2 separate regions of the Homo sapiens genome follow, and region 2 is linked to region 1. The links are chromatin contacts, found by Hi-C or POLR2A ChIA-PET in ENCODE. All regions are on one chromosome and are shown on one strand. The core of a region is the stretch at or near the end of the contact, and the rest is flanking DNA. Distances in the headings are between cores, read along the strand shown. Region 1 overlaps NTM (neurotrimin). Region 2 overlaps NTM (neurotrimin).

Region 1 (4,649 bases), core at 982-3,481:
GGTTGTGGTTTGCCTTGTGTGTGTGTGTGTGTGTGTGTGTGCATGCGTGGGTGTGCCTGTTTGAGACACAAAGGTGAAACAAGAGATAAAACCAACATTTATTTGGCTTTAACATGGGCCATTGCCTCAGCTAATTGCTATTATTTATGCCAATTCTTTCCCTTCTCATAGCAGTCACATTAGGAGAGCAGTATCATCCACATTTATCACATGAGAATCAGGCTCAGAGAGGTTAGGTACAGTGGAGGGTCACTTAGCTACAGGGTGTACGAAAGAAAAGGACTAATAGAGAAAGAATGACTCTCTGGAAAGAGTCCAGAATCCATATGGAAAATGGAAACACAATGTTGTGTGGTCTGATCCAGGCTTGTGGGCAGAAGGGAAGGCCCCTACAACTTGATATGTCTTCCTCTTTGGAGCCTAGTAAGTAATGGTGCTGGGTGCTGGTGTAACTCATGTCTCCCAGACAACCTTAACTCAAGCAACTTGAGACTCCCATACAAAAGCATATCATCAAGCCTTGTTTTCCCGGACTTGCACTCAACTCTCCTTCCTGCTGGCCTCCCCGGGTGCGTCCTGTGCTGTGTCATCCTTCCACAGTCATCACGTGACAATGAACACCCAACATCACCCCACACCCCATACTACCAAGGACATTTGTTCTCTCCGAGGCTGTTAGCTCTTTTTGTCCCAAGTACAATTCGCCCTCCTTCCCCTGGGGGCCGGCTCCCTTTGGCTGTGGGTTCTTTCATGTCTGTCACATCAACAACACTTTCTGTTGAGAGGCTAGTTGTTTGCAATGATAATTAGACATGCACCTTTCTGCACCACACGTCCAGTTTTTCTCATGCACTCCAGCCCTGTCCTTTGAGCGGCACACATACTGCAGCTGCTGTCACTCTTGGGACAGGATCAGAGTCCAGAGCGCAGGAGTGAAGGGACATAGACCTCTGATATATACTAGCTGTGTTTCCTTGGGAAAGTTTGCCTCTCTGAGCCTCTTTCCTCAATGGAATATTGGGATGATAATCCTACCCATGGGGTTGCCTTAAGGATTACGTGGGAAACGTCCATGTAAGACCTCTGTTACAATAAATGCTCAATCTTTCTGGTTCTCCATCCGACCCGCTGCTCCATCCCCTAGTTCTCAAGGTGGGCATGCCGGTGAAGTTGCTCCTAAACATGCTCTATTCACAGATTTGACACTTGTGGAGGAGAAAAACACCCCACTTCAAAGGACAAAGGAGACTGACAAGGTTTGTTGGGTACAGAGGAAAGAGTCTGAGCTATTGGATCAAAACCCGACAACCTCATTTCCTGGAAAATCATGTAACTTCTCTGAATTGCATTTATAAAACCTGAATATGTGCCTCATCGGATCACTCTAAAAATTCAATGAGACAATCTGTATGAAAACATGTGCCGGCATGAAGGTTTGCGTAAAGTCATTCGTTCAGGAAACCTTTCTGAGCTAGCCCAGTCCAGTCTTTGACATCATCTCAGGGGGAGCTGCTAGGTTTAGGACAAGCACAATAAAACCAACACCAAGCCAGAGGTGTGCAGGTGGCATCTGGGTGCCTGGCCAAGACACTAAGGCCACACTCTGAATTCTTATACAAACCCAGTGCCTATCTCGTCACAGAGATTTTTCTTTTCAGGGCGGGGGGGTGGGTACTAAAATCCTCAGCCTGTCCGTGGCCCAGAGCATTTTCAGGTGAGAATGTCCTGGACAACGCATCGTGCGTTTCCCCTGGCAGACAGCTCTCTCCTGCACCCTCCCGGCGGCGGCGGCGCTCCTCCCAGCCCGTCCAACACTGCCCTCTGGTGGCAGCAGGTCGCAATTTCATGGCTCTCCGACTGCCCCTCTGCTGGGGCTCCTCCCTTCCCAGGCCCCATTCCGGCTGCGAGGGCGCTGAGCGAGTCCCAAGGGCAGGCAGTTTCTCTGCGAGTTCCAGATTCCTACATTGTCAGCTGATCTTTCCTCTGCATTCACGCCCCACCCAATCCTGAGTGATCATCAGGCTCACCTGATCCTGTTTAAAAGCCTTTATGCCCTTCCGCAAAGCTCATGGTCTTGGCATAAAACCAAATCTGCTCCTTCAGCGAGAGCTCCTCTGTCCACACGTCCAGTCTCGGCTCTGGAGCCGTCCTTCGGAGGTACTGCCAGCCCGTGGTTCCCAGGCCCAGCTCCCTGTCCTGCCTGAGCTCATTCACTGCACTTCCCGCTTCAGCCTTGCACGCCCTTTCCCGCCACCGAGCAGGTGGCTTAAGCTCTTCAGAACCCAGAGGGATGTCACTTTCTCCATCAGGACTTCTCCGGCAACTCCCCCTACTCTGAGCTGGGTGCAGACCTAAGCCCTGCTTCCCACTCTGTCACAGGCCTTTCCCACCAGACTCAGCTTCTAGACCCAGCAATGGCATTTTGTTTGCATTTTAAAAAATCACCATAGCCCTAAGACAGAATACAGTGCTGCCCGTGGAGACTGAATAAATGTTGAATGAAAATGGTCTGTAGCTTGAGAACTAGAGGAAGAGTAGATGCTGCAAGGGTAACAAGTCATCACTATTACTTACATTCTCACTAATAATAATGGTCCTTATTGAACAATTCTCCTATGCGAGGCACCATTAACTGCTTTAAATGCATGTTCTCATTGAATAGGCCTCTATATGATGTAGTGAGCATCTGCAAATACTGTCTCATTGAGCCTTCACAGCAACCTTGGCAGGGAGGAGAACAAGTGTTAGATCCATGTGACAGAGGAGAAAACGAAAGTCGGGGAGAGGTGGGTGACCAAGCATCCAAGAATAGTGTGAGAGCCCAGATTTTGCAATCTCTCTCCTAGTGACACAAGTCTGCTATACTTCATGTATACTCTTCCACCTCTTCCTGAAAGAGACAGGTCTCCAGAGACGAAGTCAAACACAGGAATGTGCTTCCACCTGCAGACCCAGGCTGTAAAAGCAGCTTCTCCTCTCTCGCTTCCAGTTTCTAATCAATTATGGAGGAAATGACAGTGGAGAGGGGAGGAGAGAGACACTCCATAGTGACTGCAGCTCATTGAAAAGATACCCGAGGCTTTGTCTCTGCAGCCACAATGCCCAGCTGGGAACACCAGGGCATATATACATAGGATTTGGGTGGATGACACTGAGACAAAGGAAAAATGACAAACCAAGTGAATTAAGTGAAGGTGAAATAAACGGTGCTCAGCAACAGATGGGGCTGGTGCTGGGTAATTTTCTCCTGTCACCTCCCCTCAGGTAATAGATAATCCTGCAGCTGCTGGATTTCCTGGGAAGTCAGGCACGGGGCCTGAGTCTCCTTCGTGTTTGGAAGCCATGCCCCCCATTCCTTAACCTGTCTTGATGATAAAAATCTTAAGAGCCAAAACTTTTTGCAAGACTTATCCTGGCGATTTAACTCCGTCCCGGCTAAGGTTGCTATCCGTCAGGCTGTCATGGTGACAGGCAGATTTGTAAATGTTCTGGCTCCAGTGTCAGGTTGAAGGTGACATTTTTCAGCTGGAGATTTTTTTCCTCATCCCTCACAGAGACAGAACAACTAAGAAAGAGGAAAGCAATCCCCTGAATCAGCCTCTGCCCCACTCGCAGTCAGCCTGCCCAGGGTGTTGACTCCTGAGCTCTGGGATTGTTTGTGAATTTCCCCAGCCCACCTCTGCCCTGACCCCCATGCCCAGAACACAGTGATTCCCTGCAAGGCCAAACTCCCAGTCCCAACCCTCCCCACCCATCTGCAGGCCTGCCCAACTTGGCCTTCTAATGACTTGTCTTGGCTGATGGTCCCTGCTCTGCCATTACTACTATAAATACTTACATAGATTAATTAACCACAATGTAAAACCCAGAATCCCAGCTAAATTCATTTAATGACCTGCCGTGCGATTTCTTGGCTGAAGCATCTGACACTAACCCTGAATGCTCAGTGACATTCACCCCTTTGATTCTTTCCTGGAATCACTAGGCAATCGAGTCTCCTTTTTAACCCCTTTTTTGCCTCTGACTTTACTTTCAGGGTCTATAACCCTGAAGGAGTCACACAGAGGTTTGGGTGATTTGGTTTCTTGGGTTCTTGCCTGATTCTCTGCATTTGTGTGACATCCTTTATGAAGCTAGGGAAGGCACTTTCATCCCTGATGCCACATCAAAGCTTAGGTAAGAACAGTTTTATATGGCTGCATTTCTTGGCCCAGATGCCAAAATGGAAACGCTCTCTCTTTCCTCTGTCTACTCTCATTCTGTCTCCTCTCTATCCCCTCTCTTTCTCTCTCAGTTTCTTCAAAAAGGACCTAGCATTATTCAGAGATCTGCCTGGGAGATGGTCTAGGCTTGTGTCAGCATCACCCAGAGATCTGCATGGGAGGTAGGCTAGCCCTGTGTCAGCATCACTCAGAGATCTGCATGGGAGATAGGCTAGCCCTGTGTCAGCATCACTCAGAGATGTGCATGGGAGATAGGCTAGCCCTGTGTCAGCATCACCCAGAGATCTGCATGGGAGATAGGCTAGCCCTGTGTCAGCATCACTCAGAGATCTGCATGGGAGATGGACTAGCCCTGTGCCAGCATCACCCAGAGGTCTGCATGGGAGGTGGCACCTCTTGTAGGCAGGGTCTAGGGGCATCAGAGTC
Region 2 (4,649 bases), core at 585-3,084, 380 kb before region 1:
TGACATTTCAAGACTCATCCTCAGCCAATTAGAACTGCCACTGTGAGAGCAGCCTGTTAGCACACATTCCAACCACGTTAACCCCAGAAGTTCTGAAAGAAGCCCCTTAGCAGACCTACAGTGTCCTCTGCATTCTGGGAACTGATGGGAAAGCATGTGCATGTGTTGACTTATGGTGGAGCAAACCCCAAACAGGTTTGTGGCCAGAAATGGGATAGAACTAAAGAGTCAAAGAACTGAATTGAGAAATTGCAGACATTAAAAAAAGCTATTTCTAGAAGGAGTGGCTCTTTAGCGACAGGATTTACTCTGACCTCCGAATGCAACCTTGGGCCACACAGGAACCTGGACTCCTGGACAGATGAATTAGGGTGCTTTATTTCAAAATGAAATTGACCATAATGGTTAGTTTGGTGAGTTTCCTAGTGGAGTTTTGGCCTGAGGTTTTAAAAACTGCTCCAGGTCAAGACACTCTGAACCTCTTTCTATGCTATTTAACTGGCCCTATATTCCTCAGTGATCTTTTTTGGAAAGAAGGTGGAGCCATATGTCCTTTTAACAATACTCATAGCTTGCCATTTACAAAGGTTACCTTTACCAGGGGAGCTAGGTACTTTGCAAACATACAACTAACATCATGCACTGCTGGGGACATTTACACCACCAAATCATTACATAAATATTGCTTCATTAAGTCACAGAACATTCCTAAAGATAACTAGGCACCTCTGCTCCCATTTTTCTAGTTGGATAAACTGAGGTCCAGAGAAGACAATTCCTATACTCAAAGTCACCAAAATAAAACAGTTTATTTTCACTGGATCCCCTTCACAAATAGAAAAGTCCCCATTTTGGCTCCTCGTTGTTAATACAGAGGACACTTAGTTTGGAAACCCTTAGCCTAGAGAACTGCCAAATTCTGTTTTCTGATGCCAGTGACACAAAGCCCCAGCAGCCCACAGGACAGAAGGAGCTAGCACATCTCCAAGCTGAGGGACTCCGTGGCTGCAGGCTGTGTGCAAATGGACCCAGCTCATAAGCCAGCCTCATTTTTCACAAATGACACCATCTTTGGATCTGCACGCATCTGGCCATAGAGTAACTTTCAAAGAGTGTTTGTCAAAAGCTTATTCTCTCAGAAGAGTTCCCAGGAGAAAACCCCTATTCCTCTCAGCAGTCAAATCAAAAGGCCCCTCTCCCTGAAACCCCACACACAGGCACCACAGTGAGGAGGAATCACAACCGTAAAATAAGGGGCCAGAGTCCCGCAGAGGCCCCTGTGCCTCTCTCCCGGGGAGGTGGCAGGGATATCTGTGTACACGGCACTCTCCAACTGAACTGGGCCTCCTGTCTTGAGTAAAACTAAAAATAAGGGTGATAACAAGAAAGATTTATCTGAGACTGAAAGGAAGTTCTGACATTACCATAATGGCATCTCTCCAGAAAGTCTGTTCTTTCCTTTCCATTCACATCTCCACTTAGTATTTTTCTGAAAATATAGCTAAAGGCAACTATTCTTTCCCCATGGTTCACAACTATCAGATTGCCCAAGCTTGCACAGACTGCCCCCAAAACATGGTTAGTTAATTACTCACCAACAGAAATACCAAAAGCAACAAATCAGTTGCACACATATGTGTTTGAGAACCCTTATTGTTCTAAGAGACTCCTAATTACACATTTCCTCTGGTATCTACCCCTACCCCTCCCTACTTCCCTACGGGAGTCTGAGTAACACAATCAAAGAAGATTCTAAAGAGGCTTGTCATATCCTGGGGTTTACAAGACATGGTATTCAAAAGGCAATGATGTTAATATTGTTTTACAGTATGCTGGCTGCTTGGGGGGTTTGCAGCCATCTGTGTTCATTAACCCCTTTTTAAGTCAGGGGAAGGGCTGGGGTTGGCTCATTCACAGAGTTATGCTGCCTGCCTCATCACTCACTTCCTCTATCGAGTCATTGACTTGGGGGCATCAGGCATGATTTATTAGTAGGAAACATACCAGTAGACTTTGGTACAACAAGCATCTCCTAATTTTGCCCTAGCCAATCCCTATAAGAACCACTATCTGTATTACCTCTGAGTTCTCCAAGAGCTGATTCTAGAATATCCAGGTAGGTGTGAGTTACGAGCACAGAAGATTTTATTAGATCCACCGTCAAGGACTCCTAATACAGGCCTATTGCTACTGATGGATGACCTGGTTACCATATATATGAGGTAGTTACATTTATAATACAACGCACTTTTTTGTGTGAATCTGATAAAAGCTATGAACTCTAATTCCAGAAAAAAAAAATGTTCTTTCTCTCTTTCACACAAAAACGCACACCCCATATAATTCTGGGAGGTTCATGACCCACTGAAGCTCATCTGGGTCCACCAGCCCCAGCTGAGGAGATCTCATTTCATTAGAAGTTTAGCTTATTCTAAATATTTACCATGCCCTTCCCCACACTCCCATTATAATCATGGCTAATGTATTTTCATGATCTTTAATTTTTCCCACATTTGAATCAAATGATCTCCTCACTGATAGGAAGGGAACATTCTACTATCACAGTCTTTCATTTTAACAGATACACAGGCATCAAGGGCTTAATACAGGCAAGCACGGTGGTGGTCAGTGTGACGTGTTAACTTGGCTGTGTGACGTGTTAACTAACCTGTGATGGTCAGTGTGACGTGTTAACTTGGCTGAGTGACGTGTTAACTAACCTGTGATGGTCAGTGTGACGTGTTAACTTGGCTGTGTGACGTGTTAACTAACCTGTGATGGTCAGTGTGACGTGTTAACTTGGCTGAGTGACGTGTTAACTAACCTGTGATGGTCAGTGTGACGTGTTAACTTGGCTGTGTGACGTGTTAACTAACCTGTGATGGTCAGTTTGACGTGTTAACTTGACTGTGTGACGTGTTAACTAACCTGTGATTCTCAGTGTGACGTGCTAACCTGGCTGTGTGACGTGTTAACTAACCTGTGACGGTCAGTGTGACGTGTTAACTTGGCTGAGTGACGTGTTAACCAACCTGTGATGGTCAGTGTGACGTGTTAACTTGGCTGTGTGACGTGTTAACTAACCTGTGACGGTCAGTTTGACGTGTTAACTTGGCTGTGTGACGTGTTAACTAACCTGTGACGGTCAGTGTGACGTGTTAACTTGGCTGAGTGACGTGTTAACTAACCTGTGATGGTCAGTGTGACGTGTTAACTTGGCTGTGTGACGTGTTAACTAACCTGTGACGGTCAGTGTGACGTGTTAACCTGGGTGAGTGACGTGTTAACTAACCTGTGACGGTCAGTTTGACGTGTTAACTTGGCTGTGTGACGTGTTAACTAACCTGTGATGGTCAGTTTGACGTGTTAACTTGGCTGTGTGACGTGTTAACTAACCTGTGGTGGTCAGTTTGACGTGTTTTGGCTGTGTGATGTGTTAACTAACCTGTGATGGTCAGTTTGACGTGTTAACTTGGCTGTGTGACGTGTTAACTAAACTGTGACGGTCAGTTTGACGTGTTAACTTGGCTGTGTGACGTGTTAACTAACCTGTGACGGTCAGTTTGACGTGTTAACTTGGCTGTGTGATGTGTTAACTTGGCTGTGTGACGTGTTAACTAACCTGTGACGGTCAGTTTGACGTGTTAACTTACTTGGCTGTGTGACGTGTTAACTAACCTGTGATGGTCAGTTTGACGTGTTTTGGCTGTGTGACGTGTAAACTAACCTGTGATCGTCAGTTTGACGTGTTAACTTGGCTGTGTGACACGTTAACTAACCTGTGATGGTCAGTTTGACGTGTTTTGGCTGTGTGACGTGTTAACTAACCTGTGATGGTCAGTTTGACGTGTTAACTTGGCTGTGTGACGTGTTAACTAACCTGTGACGGTCAGTTTGACGTGTTAACTTGGCTGTGTGACGTGTTAACTAACCTGTGACGGTCAGTTTGACGTGTTAACTTGGCTGTGTGACGTGTTAACTTGGCTGTGTGACGTGTTAACTAACCTGTGACGGTCAGTTTGACGTGTTAACTTACTTGGCTGTGTGACGTGTTAACTAACCTGTGATCGTCAGTTTGACGTGTTAACTTGGCTGTGTGACATGTTAACTAACCTGTGATGGTCAGTTTGACGTGTTTTGGCTGTGTGACGTGTAAACTAACCTGTGACGGTCAGTGTGACGTGTTAACTTGGCTGTGTGACGTGTTAGCTAACCTGTGATGGTCAGTTTGATGTGTTTTGGCTGTGTGACGTGTTAACTAACCTGTGATCGTCAGTTTGACGTGTTAACTTGGCTGTGTGACGTGTTAACTAACCTGTGATGGTCAGTGTGACGTGTTAACCTGGCTGTGTGACGTGTTAACTAACCTGTGATGGTCAGTGTGACGTGTTAACTTGGCTGGGTGACCTGTTAACTAACCTGTGACGGTCAGTGTGATGTGTTAACTTGTCTGTGTGACGTGTTAACTAACCTGTGACGGTCAGTTTGACGTGTTAACTTGGCTGGGTGACGTGTTAACTAACCTGTGACGGTCAGTGTGACGTGTTAACTTGGCTGTGTGACATGTTAACTAACCTGTGACGGTCAGTTTGACGTGTTAACTTGGCTGTGTGACGTGTTAACTAACCGGTGACAGTCAGTTTGACGTG

What was found. A loop is a pair of places that touch in the nucleus more often than their neighbours do. ChIA-PET counts read pairs that join two places held with the same protein, here RNA polymerase II (POLR2A). Pooled maps may share reads with other maps.
Region 2: a loop to region 1 is called in a map of endothelial cell of umbilical vein, with 6 times the contacts of the local background. The contact joins two enhancer-like sites. A Hi-C loop is called at or near these places in 1 of 168 maps with a recorded cell type or tissue (endothelial cell of umbilical vein) and 2 of 50 pooled maps. POLR2A ChIA-PET finds 5 or more read pairs at or near these places in 1 of 52 experiments (Panc1).

The regions. Positions count from the first base shown.
Region 1 is chr11:131,692,178-131,696,826 of GRCh38, reverse strand. All of the region lies in intron 1 of NTM (neurotrimin), which reads right to left. Among named protein-coding and RNA genes, the nearest start is that of NTM-AS1, 31 kb to the right of the region's middle. Within about 2 kb of position 2,231, at least 2 of the 41 ENCODE cell types and tissues checked have a DNase peak (open chromatin) inside an H3K27ac peak, as active enhancers do.
Region 2 is chr11:132,069,401-132,074,049 of GRCh38, reverse strand. The region is part of intron 2 of NTM (neurotrimin); the gene reads right to left. LOC124902795 (a long non-coding RNA gene) reads right to left here. Exons shown (of 2, transcript XR_007062958.1): 1 at 3,085-4,649; 2 at 1-2,876. Among named protein-coding and RNA genes, the nearest start is that of NTM-AS3, 170 kb to the right of the region's middle. Within about 2 kb of position 1,834, at least 5 of the 41 ENCODE cell types and tissues checked have a DNase peak (open chromatin) inside an H3K27ac peak, as active enhancers do.